2 separate regions of the Homo sapiens genome follow, and region 2 is linked to region 1. A link is an interaction called in ENCODE POLR2A ChIA-PET data of the cell type or tissue named here. Cell type or tissue: OCI-LY7. All regions are shown on one strand.

Region 1 (8,000 bases):
TAATCCCAGCACTTTGGGAGGCCGAGGTGGGCGGATCACTTGAGGTCAGGAGTTCGAGACCAGCCTGGGCAACATAGCGAAACCCTGTCTCTTCCAAAAATACAAAAAAGTTATCTGGACGTGGTGACAAGGGCCTGTAGTCCCAGTGACTCAGGAGGCTGAGGAACAAGAATTGCTTGAGTCCAGGAGGTGGAGGTTGCAGTGAGCTGAGATCACGCTGCTGTACTCCAGTCTGGGCTGAGATCCAGCCTGGGTGACAGAGCAAGAACCTATCTCAAAAAAGAAAAAAAAAAAAAAAGCTAGGTCACACAGCACAGGGGCCAGGAGAGTGTGGGCTCTCCATGGCTGCTCTGGGAGCCAGAAGATGGTGGGGTGGTGTCTCCAACAGGCTGAGTGAAAAGTACTTAGCTACGCCATCAACCAAAGGTGAGGCAGAATAAGGTATTTTTAGGTGAGCCAAAATACCGGAAACTTGAAGAATAAGGCACCCCTTCTCCAGCAACTCTCAGGGAGCGGTTATACCACTGGAAGGATCTGGAAGGTGTAGACCCTGGGACCCAGAAGATTGAACCCACCAACCCTGCAGAAGCCAGGCCCTCTCAGCAGGGAATGGGGGAGATGGTGCAGATGCTGCCCGTGGCAGAGGCTGGCTGGGGTGCAGGCACTCAGCGACAGCTGGAACAGGCACACGAGGCAGCTTCACCTCTGTAAAAGCAAAAAGTTGGACCAAAAAATCAGAGGCCCCTATCTGGTTTAGCAGCAAAGTATTCAGTCATCACAACTAAACTTGATCATGTACGAAACGTGGGACGCACATATATTCGGTGAATGGGGAGGGGAGAGCAGGCAGGAAACCCGGAGTTCTCTGGACTGCAGATGTGCTGTGCCTAGAACTTTCTTCGGAAACTTGCTGGCCCTTTTGGGAAGCCGCCTGCATGGGCCTGTCGGGCCTGACCGCTGAGCTACTCGCTCTCTTAGAGCTCAGAGATTGGCTCAGCTTTCAGCGCCCAGAACCAGCCACACGGAAAACCAATTTTCCCTTGGCGTCTTCAGGTTGTCTTGGCTAAAATTAGCAGCTGGATGAGGGGCATTGCGGTTTTAAACAGGCTCCTCAGGAGATGCTGTAGGGCGCTTGTGCTTTTTTTTATGGGCACCCTGCTTTTTGTGTGCGGCTCCCAGGCTACCCTTCAAGCTATTTTCCCCTGCTTCCATACCCAAGCCAAGTTCATGTACAATAGAAGATAGGATTTAGCCACCTTCCTATTTGGAGGATATTTTTGTTTTGTTTTAATGCAAGCGTCATCCTTCTATACAATGAGCCTACATAACAATCTAATATAAGGAATACAAATAATATTGCAGCAAAATTCGGCAGAGCCACAAACACAAGCTGGAGGGCTGCTGCCCATGCAGCCGCCCGGCTCAGGTGTGCGCCTCCGTGTTCGAGTCTCCTTCTCATTTCCGCGTGTCTGGAATGCCACCAGGAGCCCCAAGGCACAGCACGTGCGAGGCAGGGCTGCGGCACACACTGACCATCTGGCCTCTGAAAGGTAAGCGAGGCAGGGCTGCGGCACACACTGACCATCTGGCCTCTGGAAGGTAAGTGGGCATTTTGGTTCCCTCAGTGCAAATGTTAGACAAATTTGTTGAATGAATTAAAATCAAATTGTAGGTACTTGAGATTCTGAACTGTGGAGATTTTGAAACATTGTTTTTATTTCAACGTGCACTAAAAAAAGGACTAAGTAAAACGATGGGAGTCGAATTAAACATTCAACAAGCAACAGTACTCACTGGGCAACATTTGTGAGTCGCGCTTGAGTGCCCAGGTCACTTGTCATGGGCACAAAAGCATTTAGAGTTTCTGGAAACTGTTTGGGAGTGACCTTAACAGCCTGGGGCTGGGCCCACGAAGCACGGAAAGGCACCCCCTGAAAACACCACCATCCAGGAAGAACGGGCGCTTTGGAAGCCATTTGAGAACTGTTAATTGATTACTTTATTTCATATAAAAGTTACATTGAAAGAAGAGGTTGAAAAGTCAAGTATACTTGATTTGCACACACTTGCCAAGTCTCACAGGATTCAACCACTTGGATAATTGTTTTATTGATAACAGGATATACATATTAAAAGCCTCACACTGAAGCCCACACGCATGTCCAACCCAGACAACAATGTGCAAATGAATATGCAGAACAATCTCGGAAACTGGCGTCTCCAGGATCACCCACACTTTGTCCCTCTGGCTGTGACGCAGCTCTTCCCCCAACGGCGCACACGCTTCTGCGGTGACCAAGTCCACTTCCAAACCCCCTGCAGGTTTGCTCGCTTGGCTAGGACGGTGGCTCAGGTAGGTCCCTTTGTGGTTTTGCATCAGCAGTGGTAGAAGCCCTGATTCGGATGGGGTACAGAGTAATTAAAAACAAAAAACAGTTCACAGATGAACAGAAAGGCAAAACAATTCCCAGGAGGGAGACGCCAACTTCTCTTAGTGTGGAGGGCAAGCATAAAGGAAGACCCTCAGACTTTGTCACAGATTGCTTCTTGATGCGTCCGGCAAAAAATGTACAAACCAGGCAAGTTTAAGGCAAGGCCCCACGAGGGGAGCTGTTGGCTTTCTGGCATAATTTTAAGCTCCGCACCAAGGATCCTATTTTATCACCTGTGCCGTGGGTGGAGAAGAAAACGTAAAAGCTAACCAAAAACTCCAACAAGAGGGCGCCATCCTGGCCATTCCCGACTGGAGCGCTGCCTGCGGTGGCACAGTCGCCCCTGCCAGGGGCTGGCTGCCTCATGGTCCCCTCCCCTTCCCAGAGGTGCCCAATGGCTGGGCCCTGCCTCTCCAGTAAGGATGCCTCCCCTGCCCCACACACAGCATCGGGCTGCCCCAAGTATCAAGTCACCGAGCCGCAGCTCTGCTCTTACCTAGGTGCCATTTATACACTGCTAATTTGGCTGGAACAAAAAAAAAAAATCAGTTCCAAGGCCCTCAAGCACTCAAGATTTCTTTAAAAAATGAAAGCAGGAGGGCAACGAAGGGCCGCACAGGAACGGCTGTTCTTTGGATCGAGATGTCCTCCAACAGCAATACATTCATAGTAACCACGGGCAGGACCCCGCGGCTCTCTCCCCTCTTCCCTGAAACGTCGGTTTCTAAAAAATAGCTTGTTTGCTGTACACAGCCGGTAAATGTTACATTGCCTAAACAACACTGGCAATTTTGACACACATGCACACACGCGCGCACACGCACAGACACGCACACACACAGACTTGCTGAGAGGGTCAAAGGATGTCTCTTCCGGGGCAGCGGGGAGTGTGCCGGAAGCCACCTTCACTGTTCAGTGCACAGATCTTTTGCAACTTCAGTGCAAAGCATCGGAGCTAATCGAGACCAAAACGTCTTTCTATGTAAACGCCCTGCTGTGATCCGGGGAGTGCACTGCTGAGTGGCGGGGTCAGCAGGAGCCCCCTGAAATGACTGCTTGGAGAATCCCTGTTCACTGGATTCACTGTTTTTCTTCATGATTGGAAACAGCAGCTCAGGACCCAGGATTTGAATAACCCATGTAATAACCCGAAGTATTCTCCACAGAAGCCCCAGCTCTGCAGGAGGCCACGGCGTTTGGCTTCTTCGTGTGGCCACACACCTTTCCGTTGTTGTACAGGTGGGGACTGAGAGCCTCTTCCTCTGCCATCTGTGACTATAAATATATAAAACTCTGCTTGCTGCAAGCAATTGGTTTGTGTAGGTTCCAGTTGCCCTGTTGGTCACAGATGAGCTGTTGATATCCTTCAGACCCCAAATAAATAACTGGAAGTCTGTGAGCAAGTTTCAGTCTGATGAGCCACGCCTCACACTGAGAACTCCGGGCCACCTTTTCTGGGTCTCGTGGGCAGTCGCCTAAATCGGAAGCCCACAAAGGGATTCATCCAGAGGAGTGAGGGGGGCCCCCCAAAGACGGACTTCATCCCTTCCCATCGCAGCCTCCGCTCCCATGTGGGCTTCTCACTTTTCAATCGCTCGATCTCCTGGAAGCAGAAAGAAAAGCAAGTGGCAGCGGCTCCAGGAAGCTCGGCAGACCCCACCAAGCCTCAGAATCACACCGTGCTCAAGCACAGTGTGGGCTCGATGGAGGGTAGGTGAGTGAACTCTCCTTCCCAGCTCTGCCCCGATCCAGACCCCGTGGCCTCTGTGAGCCCAGCCCGGCTGCAGCCACGTGGCCAGCCCAGACTACCACAATGGCCCTCCCAGCCAGGCACCAACATTTGTCGCTCGTTAGTTACTGTGTACAGACATTTACTGAGCGCCACTCCAGGCCTGCAGAGCCAGGCCCTAAAGGCAGTCAGTTCCCTGAAATTTACTGACTGCACTGGGAGCTGGGAATCTGCCTGGCTCTGCTGACTTGCAAATCAAACTGAGACTAGAAATATGCACTGCCCAGAATGAAAGAAACAGCAAACACAGGGAGCTGGTTGCAGCTCATCAAGACCGTCCCATTACGTTCCCGAGTCAGTCCACAGGCACCTATTGTTGACATTAGGACTTTTCATTTACTCAAGCTTGGACCACATATGAAGTCCACACAGCCGAGAACAAAGCTTACCGTCTCGTCGTTGCATATGGAGTGGATTTGGGTGCCAAACATAACTGCAGTGAAAGTGAAAAACAGAAGACCCTCAAGGCACAGGAAGATCAACAGGATTACAGTTATCGGAGGTGAAAAATCACTGCATTCTGCGGACAAGAGGAAGTTGGTTATAACTGGTCCTGAATACCCCGAGTGGCAGAATGTTTGGCTCAGAGAAGAATCCTCTAGGGCCAGCCCCTGGCCAGCTTCCAGGGGGAAGTTGTTCACTTTCTAAATGGGCACATTCATTGTTCTCCAAGGAGCAGAGGAGGGCCACCCTTCCAAGCAAAAATTCATACCATGACTTCCTGGCCAGTGGTTTCAAAAGAGTCTGTATTTTCTGAGGTTTCTATTGACACTGTATTTATGAATTAAATGGCAAATGAAGCCAGACCAGAAGAGTTGTGTGCACCCATACCAGTGAGCAGTGCTCACAGGAGTCTGTTCACCATGTTCCCCTGGGGTGGGATGAGCCTGTCCAGACCTCACTGCATATCTAAGGTAGGATAACGAGCACCTATTTTCACTACACTTGCTTAGGGTCGGTCACTCACGTAAGCAACGTGAAGCCTGCTTTGAACAATGGCGAGCTAGCTGACCAGCAGACAGACACAAGCTTTTGGGGCAACAATATACTAGTAAAATGGTGGTGTTAAAACTTAACTAAATTCTTTAAAATTCAATTGCTAAAATAATTGCAATGATTTCCTTCAAAATTGGAAAACTGGTTCTTCCTTTAAAGCTTTCCCCTTTCATCCAATAACAGCATGCAAAGCCAGGAATGACACATAGCCAGGGAACTTACCAGTCCACTGCCCTCGGACACAGGAGATGAACTGAAATCCACAAAGGATCAGAGCATGGACTGAAGACAGAGCTATATACATCTAGAATGAGGGGGAGATTGGTTAGTCACTTTTATTTTTTATTTTTTTTAGAAACAGAGTCTCCCTCTGTTGTCCAGGCTGGAATGCAGCGGCGTAGTCTCAGCTCACTGCAACCTCCGCCTGCCAGACTCAAGCGATTCTCCTGCCTCAGCCTCTCAAGTAGCTGAGACTACAAGCACCATGCCCGGCTAACTGTTTTGCATTTTTAGTAGAGATGGGGTTTCACCATGTTGGCCAGGCTGGTCTGTAACTGCTGACCTCTAGTGATCCACCCAGCCAGTTAGTAACTTAAACAAGTCTTTCTAAGAGCAAAGGCTGATGACACATCATGTGTATACCTCCATCTTGTCAGAGAAAAAAATGAGGGAAGGATTAAATGGCAGCAGTTGACATTTTCCTACCCAAGATCATATTAGACCAAGTAGAATAATTTTATAGAAAAATATAGCTGGGCATGGTGGCTCACGCCTGTAATCCCAGCACTTTGGGAGGCCAAGACGGGCAGATGGCTTGAGCTCAGGAGTTTAAGACCAGCCTGGGCAACACAGCAAAACCCCGTCTATAAAAAAATAAACGGCCGGGCACGGTGGCTCACGACTGTAATCCTAGCACTTTGGGAGGCCGAGGTGGGCGGATCGCCTGAGGTCGGGAGTTCAAGACCAGCCCAACCAATATGGAGAAACCCCATCTCTACGAAAAATACAAAATTAGCCAGGCGTGGTGGTACATGCCTGTAATCTCAGCTACTTGGGAGGCTGAAGCAAGAGAATCACTTGAACTTGGGAGGCGGAGGTTGCAGTGAGCTGAGATCACACCACTGCACTCCAGCCTGGGCAACAAGAGCAAAACTCCATCTCAAAAAAAAAAAAAAGAAAAAAAGAAAAGAAAAAGGAAATAAACTCTAACATACTTTAGGAAGATTCCTGTTATTATTAATAAACAATAGCGATTGAGGACATCTGGGAGAGAATTAAATTACAGTGAACACCTAAAATAATACAAGCAACATATTACTTATTGGGACTACTTCCTGCCAATGACAGCACAGTATTATAATTTGAATCCTGGAGAAAAGGCTGGAGAGAAACTGGCCTGACGTTAGTAGATTTCTCTGCTCCAGGCAAGAAGCAGTTAAAGAATTTCAAATTCAATGTAAATTCAATACAAAAATATTTTTACTTACAGTGAAGAGCACAAAAAATCTTTGATTCTTTTCTCCTACACAATTGTTCACCCACGGGCAGTGATGATCCATTTTCCGAATACATCTTTTGCAAATACTGAAAAGGAGAGTTTGATTTTTCAGTATTCCATGCTCTGAGGAAACCAGAGTAACACAACCAAATAAAATCAAAGGTGGAGGAAAATTAGAATGTATATTCTAATACAACATGTCAAAAAATATCATACATTCTCACTATATTCCTTTAAGGTTTATCATTTTAATTAAATGTCTTCCGTTTCCTAAGGAAAATACTCAATGGACCAACAGCTTGGGGCGAAAGGTCAAACTAAGCCATACTTCACGAGTTCTCAGACACTCCCCCAGTAGAGCTGGATCATGTACACCTATCAGTAATGTTCCTAATTTTGCAAGCTTACAAGTCTATTTCAATAAAAAACAAAAACTGAAATTTTACCCTCAAGGAGAAACATTCTTTGTATCTTCAAATAATTCCTACCACTGAATCCATATTCACTGATGAATATGCAGTATGGATTGCATATTCATCTTGAATCATCAACTACACACCCAGGCATGAAGTCGTCTTGTTTTTAACAGCTGTATTTTACTTTTGCCCAAAACACTCTGTATGTCCAATTTTAAATAACTAATTTGATTATCGATTACTTTTTAGTCCAAGCTTGCACCATTTAATTACATCAAGCAGACATCGATGGCAGCAGGTTCGCTGCAGGCAGACTTGCTATCATAGCGTCACCTTTTTTTTTTTTTTTTTTTTTTTGAGATGGAGTCTTGCTCTGTCGCCCAGGCTGGAGTGCAGTGGCGCAATCTCAATCTCAGCTCCCTGCAAGCTCTGCCTCCCGGGTTCACGCCATTCTCCTGCCTCAGCCTCCCGAGTAGCTGGGACTACAGGCACCAGTCACCATGCCCGGCTAATTTTTTTTTTCTATTTTTAGTAGAGATGGGGGTTTCATCGTGTTAGCTAGGATGGTCTCGATCTCCTGACCTCGTGATCCGCCCACCCCGGCCTCCCAAAGTGCTGGGATTACAGGCGTGAGCCACCGCACCCGCCCATAGCGTCACCTTCTTCTTATTCATTGACCTTGGCTCCCTGCCCGACCTCCACAGCACCTGACTTCCAAAACATTCCCATTTTATCTTCAACAGATTTATTGAAGTATAATTTATATACCATAGGTCAGGCGAGGTGGCTCATGCCTGTAATCCCAGCACTTTGGCAGGCCGAGGCAGGTGGATCACCTGAAGTCAGGAGTTCGAGACCAGCCTGGCCAA
Region 2 (8,000 bases), 110 kb before region 1:
TGATTGCTGCTTTGCCTCTGCTGTCCATTACGGTAGCTATGCCCACCTTACTTTTGATGGTTGAGTGCTGCCACTTGGCCCCTGCCACCTTGGGATCTAATCATTCCCATTGCATTTAAATTTTGTAGTTGAGTGACTGTGGTTCCCACTGTTAGATCTGACATACAGAAAAAAGCAATTACAAAGATGCAGGTGCTGCCTTTACAAATCTATTTCACAAAGCATTAGTCAAGGGTATATCTTCTGGATTCTCCCAGCTGGAATGAGTAGGTCCAAAATGACTAATCCACTCTACCATCCCAATCTCCCTAAGCCTTTGGATCCACATTAAACCAAGGGAGATGAGGCATTTCCAGTTCACTCACAGTGGGCCACCTTTTAATCCATATTTCAGCTAACCAAGCAAATAAAGCAAATAAAAACAGTGAAGAACCTTTTTTAACTCCCTGAGCTGCAACATTAAATTAAATGCAGAATCCCTATTTAGTGGGCCCAAATCAAGAAATTCAGCCTGATTCAACTCTATGTTCCTTCCACCATTATCCTACACCCTTAATATCCATTCCCATGACTATTCTCCAGATTTCTGCTTATATACATTTGAAAATTCAAGCAGTTCTTTTCGAGTGTAGCATGTGTCACACTCCGAACCTCACCTCTAGCAGCCCGCCAGGACTTTAGTCTAGTTATAGGTCTAGAAGCAAACAGGGATGTTGGGGTTGGCTCCTGAGGAGAATCAGCATTATCTTGCCTGGCAGCTGCCTCAGGCGCCTCAGGCAGTGCAGGGTTTATCCCCTCAGACAAAGGTGGAAAGGCTGACCGCAGCGTGGGTCGGGGAGGAGACGTTGCCACTACTGGGGATGGGGAACCTGTTTCTTCTGGCAAAAAAGGTTTATCAGCATTTACAAGCTCAGTGTCCCTAGCTTCAGCAGGGTCCTCCCACACTTCCCCATTCTTTTCCAATCAATGCCCTCACTTTAATAAGTAGACACCTAGCGAGGTGTCTGTGCATGCACCTTCATTGCAGGTCAGCCACTTGCATGAGAAGAGCTTGTGTCTGTTTTTCCACAATTTCAGCTCTTTCTCTACAGGAGATAAGACTCACTCATGATAATCTTAGCAGATTTGAGGCTCAGTATCTGCTTCTGAAGCCGGAAGTTAGAATCCCTGAGTTCATCATTTTCTTTCATCACTTTGTCCGGTGAACTTAGAAGCAACCAATCAGCTTCATTATGTTCCTTGGTTCTCCACATATAGTCAGAGGTATTCAGTCTAGAGTCACTGAACTCCCCTCTCAGGAGCGCTGAATCAGGAGTGTCAAATGCATTTATTGTGCATAACTCTCCAAATAGCTCATGCCAAGGACTCCCAGTGTTCTCCATACTATTAGAAGTAGAGTCCTTAGCATTTTGGGATCTAATCATATTAAGCAGCCAACTCCAGAAACCCTAAAACCAATGAAAGAACTCCATCCTTAATATTGTGTTCCTCTAGAACCACTCCTGGTACCAAAATCTGTATTCGTCGGGGTTCTCTAGAGCAACAGAACTAATAGGATATATATATATAGGGGAGTTTATTAAGGAGTGTTAAACTCACACAATCACAAGGTCCCACAGTAGGCTGTCTGCAAGCCGAGGAGCAAGGAAGCCAGTCCGAGTCCCAAAGCTAAAGAACTTGAAGTCTGATGTTCGAGGGCAGGAAGCATCCAGCATGGGACAAAGATGTAGGTTGAGAGGCTAAGGCAGTCTCGCCTTCTCACATTTTTCTTCCTGCTTTATATCCTAGCTGCTATGGCAGCTGATTAGATGGTGCCCACCAAGACCCAGCCCACTGACTCAAATGTTAATCTCCTTTGGCAGCACCTTCACAGACACACCCAGGATCAATACTTTGCATTCTTCAATCCAGTCAAGCTGACACTCAGTATTAACCATCACAGGCCAGGAGTTCTAGATCAGCCTGGACAACATAGCGAGAACCCATCTCTACAAAAAATAAATAGAAAATTAACCAGGTGTGGTCACGTGCACCTGTGGTCCTGGCTGTGGCCTGGGAGGCTTAGATGGGAAGATCGCTTGAGTCCAGGAGTTTGAGGCTGCAGTAAGCCATGATGGCGCCACTGCACTCCAGCCTGGGCAACACAGCGAGACCCCAACTCTAAAAACATAAAACAGACATTTGAACAAGAAAGTAAAAGCAAACAACGTGATATTCCAAATGAGCTCACTAGTGGGAAGTACCTGCAATGTGGACAGCTGGGTAGGATCAGTCCTCCCGGGCTGTTTGACCCTTTACTCCTGTGTCCTTGCCCCCATTGGCCTCCCCTTTATGCATGTGTCTTGCTGGTGCTCCCCTGACTGTGCTAGAGGTTTCTCGCCCCCACTCCCACAGCTCTCAGAACTGGAGCTGTTGGGGCGGTGCGATTTTCTACCTAGTTCACCTTTTTTTTGAGTCATGGCCTCCCTTTGTTGCCCAGGCTGGAGTGCAGTGGCGTAATCTTGGCTCACTGCAGCCTCAACCTCCCGGCCTCAAGGGATCCTCCCATCTCAGCCTCCCGAGTAGCTGGGACTATAGGCACATGCCACCATGGTTAATTTTAAAAATTTTTTGTAGAGACGGGATCTCACTATATTGCCCAGGCTGGTCTCAAACTCCCAAGCAATCCTCCCTCCTTGGCCTCCCAAAGAGCTGGGATTACAGGCGTGCACCATCATGCCCGCCCACCATTTCTTCACTGGTTCCCATTTAGGATGTTTCCACTTCTGCTACTATAAATAACACAGGTTTCTGGTGCCTAAAGCGTTTCTCATGTCTTGGGATATTTCCTCAGGCTTTCAGAAGTTATGTCCCCGATGGGGCATGGCTGGTCCATGGTGCTGACCATGCTCGTGTGGCCCAGGCTTTTTTTTTTTTTTTTTTTTTTAACGTGGCTCCACTGGCAGCCTTGCCATGACCGAGGGGCCTTGCAGAGACTTGGGTGGGCTCCGCTGGCAGGGAAGGGTGGGGTAGATGTGGGATCAGGCTGGTGGGTTCTGGAGTGAAGAACAAGTGGGCTAGATCAGTGGTCCCAGACCCTCTGAGGAGCCAGGTCCTCTGTTGTCCCAGCCAGCTGTTCATGGCTGACTGCCCGCTGGGGAGAGGGGACATCCTAAGTGGGGATGGGGATGGAAGAAGGAGCGATCTGGACACTAAGACAGACCATGTATCTGGGTCTGGGTCATGTATCACCTGTTGCAGTCTTGGTGTGACCCCCGCCTCCAGGGAGCCTTCCTGGACTTCACAGCCAGACAGTGCACCTGCCCCATGTTCATCAACCCCCAGACTCCTTGGGAACCTTGATCGTCCTGTCGTCTCAGCTGCCAGCTCACTCCAGGGCCTCCGGAGGCACATGGCAGGGGTGTCTTATGTGTTGTTTGAATAAATATGCCAATAGCCACAGAGGGGCATTTTCAAAGAACAAATGTGCACAGAAACCTTAGATGCCAGTTTACCTCCACCAACATAGCTTCATGTACTTATTTTTAAATTTTTGGTAGAAAGTATCCAACTTTCCTTGGCAGACACCCAATTTCTCTAGCTAAGCACGCAGCAAGTCTCCTCTGAAGCAGCTTATCTGCAGAAGCTATTTACCAAGAGCATATCCAGGGTGCCTGGTAAGGCCTTGACCTCTAACGGAGATGGAGCAGGGATAAGGATATAAAAAAAGAGGTATTCTCCCCTCTCACCCCCACCTGTGTGGTGATAGAAGGCGCAGGCTTTGGGGAAAGGTGGTTTGACACCCAGCCCAGGTACTTCCCAGCTGTGCGAGCCTGGGCAGGGCCCTTACCCTCTCTGAGCCTTCTTCCTCATCTGTGAAATGTGGCCAATCATGCCTCTGAAGGCAAATGGGAGGTTGACAGAAGAAAATGCTGGGGATGGCCGGGCGCGGTGGCTCATGCCTGTAATCCCAACACTTTGGGAGGCTGAGGCGGGCAGATCACCGAGGTCGGGAGTTTGAGACCAGCCTGACCAACATGGAGAAACCCAGTCACTACTAAAAATACACAATTAGCCGGGCATGGTGGCGCATGCCTGTAATCCCAGGCTGAGGTAGGAGAATCGCTTGAACCCGGGCGGCGGAGGTTGCAGTGAGCCGAGATCACACCATTGCACTCCAGCCTGGGCAACAAGAGCAAAACTTCCTCTCAAAAAAAAAAAAAAAAAAGAAAGAAAGAGAGAGAGAAAAAAAAAGAAAAGAAAAGAAAGAAAAATGCATGCCGGGGAGGGCCCAGCCAGCATCTGGCCAGTGCTCAGTGAACATTAGCTCCGGGCATGGTCACCAGCTTTAGAGCCAGAAGGGAATCTGCAGAGTGACATAAACAATGCCCTGAGACCCTGGCCCGGAGCAGAATGGGGCACAGAATAACCTTGCCGTGACCTCTGCACGGAATTTCCCCAGGCCCGTGCTGGGCCATACAAGGTGTCTTCATTAGGAGGTACTCGGATCCAGCCCATCCTGCGGGTAAAGCCTTCTACTTTTCATTTGTGGGTGTGAGAGCCAGGACTGTCTGTCTGCCCATTTTCTTAAATAGAGAGTCCTCAAATGCTTTAGACCGCTTTACCAAACTGTCTTCGGCTAAATAAAGCTGCGATTATGAGGTCTAAACATCCTAAAGGCCAGTGGAAGAAAACCCGGCTTATTCTCCAGCCAGCTCCCGCTCTCAGTGAGGGCAAGCCTGAATAGCCTCATTGACGGGAAGAACAGACACGCGCCTGGGCAGCCTCTGCAAACCCGGTGTCTTCCTGAAGCTTCCACCCATAGCTTTTGCTACCAGAGGTGCTTTCAGAGTTCCCTCTTTGAATGTCTTTAAGCTCTGTTGCTGGACATATGCTCTTTTCTTTAGGTGACAGGATTCTCTGGGGGTTTTGGTAGTTCATGCATTTGTGAATTTTGTTGAGCAGCTGCTGTGTGCTGGGTGCCAGGTGTGAGGCAGGCTGGCCCCTGGCCTCTGGAGGTTCGCAGCTGGTGGATGAGGCAGGTGGTGGGGAAATGACAGTTGCGAGCAAGCTGCTGGGGAACAGTGCAGGGTGACCCGTGAGCACATCCAAGATTAGAATTGGAGCTCAGAATGGCTTCCCACCTTCTGACTTAAACCCGTCCCTTCCCCTTGTGGGACAGGACCAGCCTGGGGTGGTGGTTGTAGGGTAGTGAAATTGGCCAGTGAAGCAGCTATGGAGAACCCCAGCCCAGGAAGGCGTCAGGGAGTCAGGCATTTGCCCCTCGTTTGGCTGTTTGGTATTGTGTGGACACAAAATACTTGCTGTGTCCTTTAGCAAAGAAAGCTCATGTATTTTAAGAAGTGGAGCTAAGACTTAGGGATTGAGGAACACCTGATGAAACTTGGATTTTTTTTTTTTTTTTTGAGACAGAGTTTCGCTCTGTCGCCCAGGCTGGAGTGCAGTGGCACGATCTCCACTCACTGCAACCTCCACCTCCCAGGTTCAAGCAATTCTTCTGCCTCAGCCCCCCAAGTAGCTGGGACTACAGGCACCCGCCATCATGCCCAGCTAATTTTTGTATTTTTAGTAGAGACAGGGTTTCACCCTCTTGGCCAGGCTGGTCTCAAACTCCTGACCTCATGCAATCCACCCGCCTCGGCTTCCCAAAGTGCTGGGATTACAGGTATGAGCCACCACACCTGGCCCTGAAACTTGGATTTTAATCCAAAACCACAAAGAGACCTGCGAGCGTGCTCTAGTTATTCTCCTTGAAATTGTTTTCACCCAAATACATCTGTTGCCTTTTTTGCTTGGGGAGCTTGGAGGCCACAGGTTTCCAACTCTGGTCCAAAGACTTCTGTTGGGGCATAGGAGGAGCATGCCATAAGTAAAGGTATTAAGTGTCCCCAGCAGATATGCTCGTGAATTTGTCTTTGATCAGGCCGCTCAGGCAAATGAAAATAGCAGTGTCTTTGCTTTAGCTGGAATTTACAAATTGGTATCCTGGTGGCCTGATTGCAGATTCTGGTGAGCAGTTTGTAGTTGTCTTTCAGGATGAAAACTGGAAGATAAGCTAACTCAGGTTTATTAAGTGCAATGTGTTTGGTTAATTAAAATGTTTTAAAACATGGGTCATGGTCATAGTTGGAGAAATAATAATATACCATGTCCTTGAATAAGGAAAAGATTGTTCTTTCGGATAGTTGGATAGTTCTACATGTTGAGTCTGACATTATTGGACAGTAAAACTCCAGTACAGAAGCAACAATTGAGCTGGTTAAGTGACCCTGACTGGCAGGAGGAGAGAAGGGATGGAAGTGGGCTGGTGTGAGGTGCAGTTGGGGTCTAGGAGCACTGAGGCTGGCCTTGTGCACCGTGATGTGTGCATGATGAGGAAGACCCCTTCCCCAGTGAAAACCCAGGGACAGGGGACTTCCAGCAAGTCCACTATGGCTTTGGGCCAGTGGCCGAGGCAGTTTTGTTTTTTGGTTTTTTTTTTTGAGATGGAGTTTCGCTCTTGTCACACAGGCTGGACTGCAATGGCACAATCTCGGCTCACTGCAACCTCCACCTACCGGCTTCAAGCGATTCTCCTGCCTCAGCACCCCCCAAGTAGCTGGGATGACAGGCGTCCGCCACCATGCCCAGCTAATTTTTGTATTTTTAGTAGAGACGGGGTTTCGCCATGTTAGCCAGGCTGGTGTCAAACTCCTGACCTCAGGTGATCCGCCCACCTCAGCCTCCCAAAGTGCTGGGATTACAGGCATGAGCCACCGCACCCGGCCTGAGGCAGCTTCTTGAAGTTGCTTCGTGGGGGCAGAGGGTCAGGTGGAGGAGGAGATGGGACAAGAAACCATTATGATAACCCAGGTGTGGGCGTGGGGCCTGCTAACCTCTGGGCAGCCTGGCTGATCTTGGGTCCAAAGCAAACACAGTGAGCGGAGAGCGTCCCCGTCTCATCTGGGCTGGTAGAATTCCACCTGGCCAGGTCTGTTCTGAAATGTAACTTTCTCTTTGCCGCTGAAATGATTCTTTGTAAAACCAAACCTCAAACACGTTTAGTTTTCAAATTGCTTTTTTTTCCCCAAAGTGCGTTTTTGTTGAATCCCAGTGTGTTATTTTTTTTCCTCCCTCTCCAATGTTAAGAAGAAACCTACACTCCAAAACCTGAAACGGACGAGATGAATGAGGTGGAAACGGCTCCCATTCCTGAAGAAAACCATGTTTGGCTCCAACCGAGGGTGATGAGACCCACCAAGCCCAAGAAAACCTCTGCGGTCAACTACATGAGTGAGTCTAGGCCGTCCTCCGCCCCTCCTGCCCTCCCAGCCACCTCCAAAGGGGACGGGGTGGGTGGAGGAGGGGAGCTAGTGGATTTAGGTCTGCAAATCCACAGGCAGTGGCAAACAGGGTGCGGCGAAGCTCATGGAGGCACAACCATAAGACGTTTTTCAAAAACGATATTTTTAAGTCATTTCAAAAGCGAGCATTATAGGACTTGTGCTTGGGTGGCATTTTCCCCACACCCAGGCAGGTATTTTAAGGTTAGACCTTCCCTTGTCCTTTCAAAAGGGACCTGGGCTGAAGTTGGGTTCCTCTGGGAAGCGCTGGCCCTGCAGAGGGCAGGCAGCGTCCAGCCTGGCTCTGGAAGGTTCCACTCCTTTCTCACCAGGTCCTGGGTCTGGACTCAGTTGGCGCATCCATGAAGTAGGGGATAGAGATGCCACATCAAGGTTGCCCGGAGGATGAGCTGCAGCAACACGGGTCACCCAGTGCCAGCTGAGGTCTCCCTGTACATTGAGATCATTGCAGAGTTGCCTACAACTCTTTTTTGAGATGGAGTTTCGCTCTTGTCACCCAGGTTGGAGTCCAGTGGCATGATCTCGGCTCACTGCAACCTTTGCCTTCCGGGTTCAAGCAATTCTCCTGCCTCAGCCCCCTGAGTAGCTGGGACTACAGGTGCCCACCACTATGCCCAGCTAATTTTTGTATTTTTAGTAGAGAAAGGGAGATGTTTC

The links. Peaks named below come from ENCODE experiments on the same cell type or tissue, not always from the same donor. Only the 100,000 strongest peaks of a DNase experiment are listed, where the experiment ranks them.
Region 2: POLR2A ChIA-PET joins it to region 1 with 8 read pairs; 3 of 35 experiments call an interaction of 5 or more read pairs at or near these places.

The regions. Positions count from the first base shown.
Region 1 is chr16:84,972,485-84,980,484 of GRCh38, forward strand. It overlaps ZDHHC7 (zDHHC palmitoyltransferase 7), which reads right to left. Exons shown (of 8, transcript NM_017740.3): 5 at 6,705-6,801; 6 at 5,440-5,521; 7 at 4,611-4,741; 8 at 1,691-4,035. The coding sequence ends at 3,859. Among named protein-coding and RNA genes, the nearest start is that of ZDHHC7, 35 kb to the right of the region's middle. RefSeq lists an enhancer at 3,847-5,046. In OCI-LY7, no CTCF peak of the experiment used is centred here; no DNase peak of the experiment used is centred here.
Region 2 is chr16:84,859,769-84,867,768 of GRCh38, forward strand. CRISPLD2 (cysteine rich secretory protein LCCL domain containing 2) reads left to right here. Exons shown (of 15, transcript NM_031476.4): 7 at 7,129-7,272. Among named protein-coding and RNA genes, the nearest start is that of CRISPLD2, 44 kb to the left of the region's middle. In OCI-LY7, no CTCF peak of the experiment used is centred here; a DNase peak (open chromatin) is centred at 4,953; H3K27ac peaks cover 1,507 bases.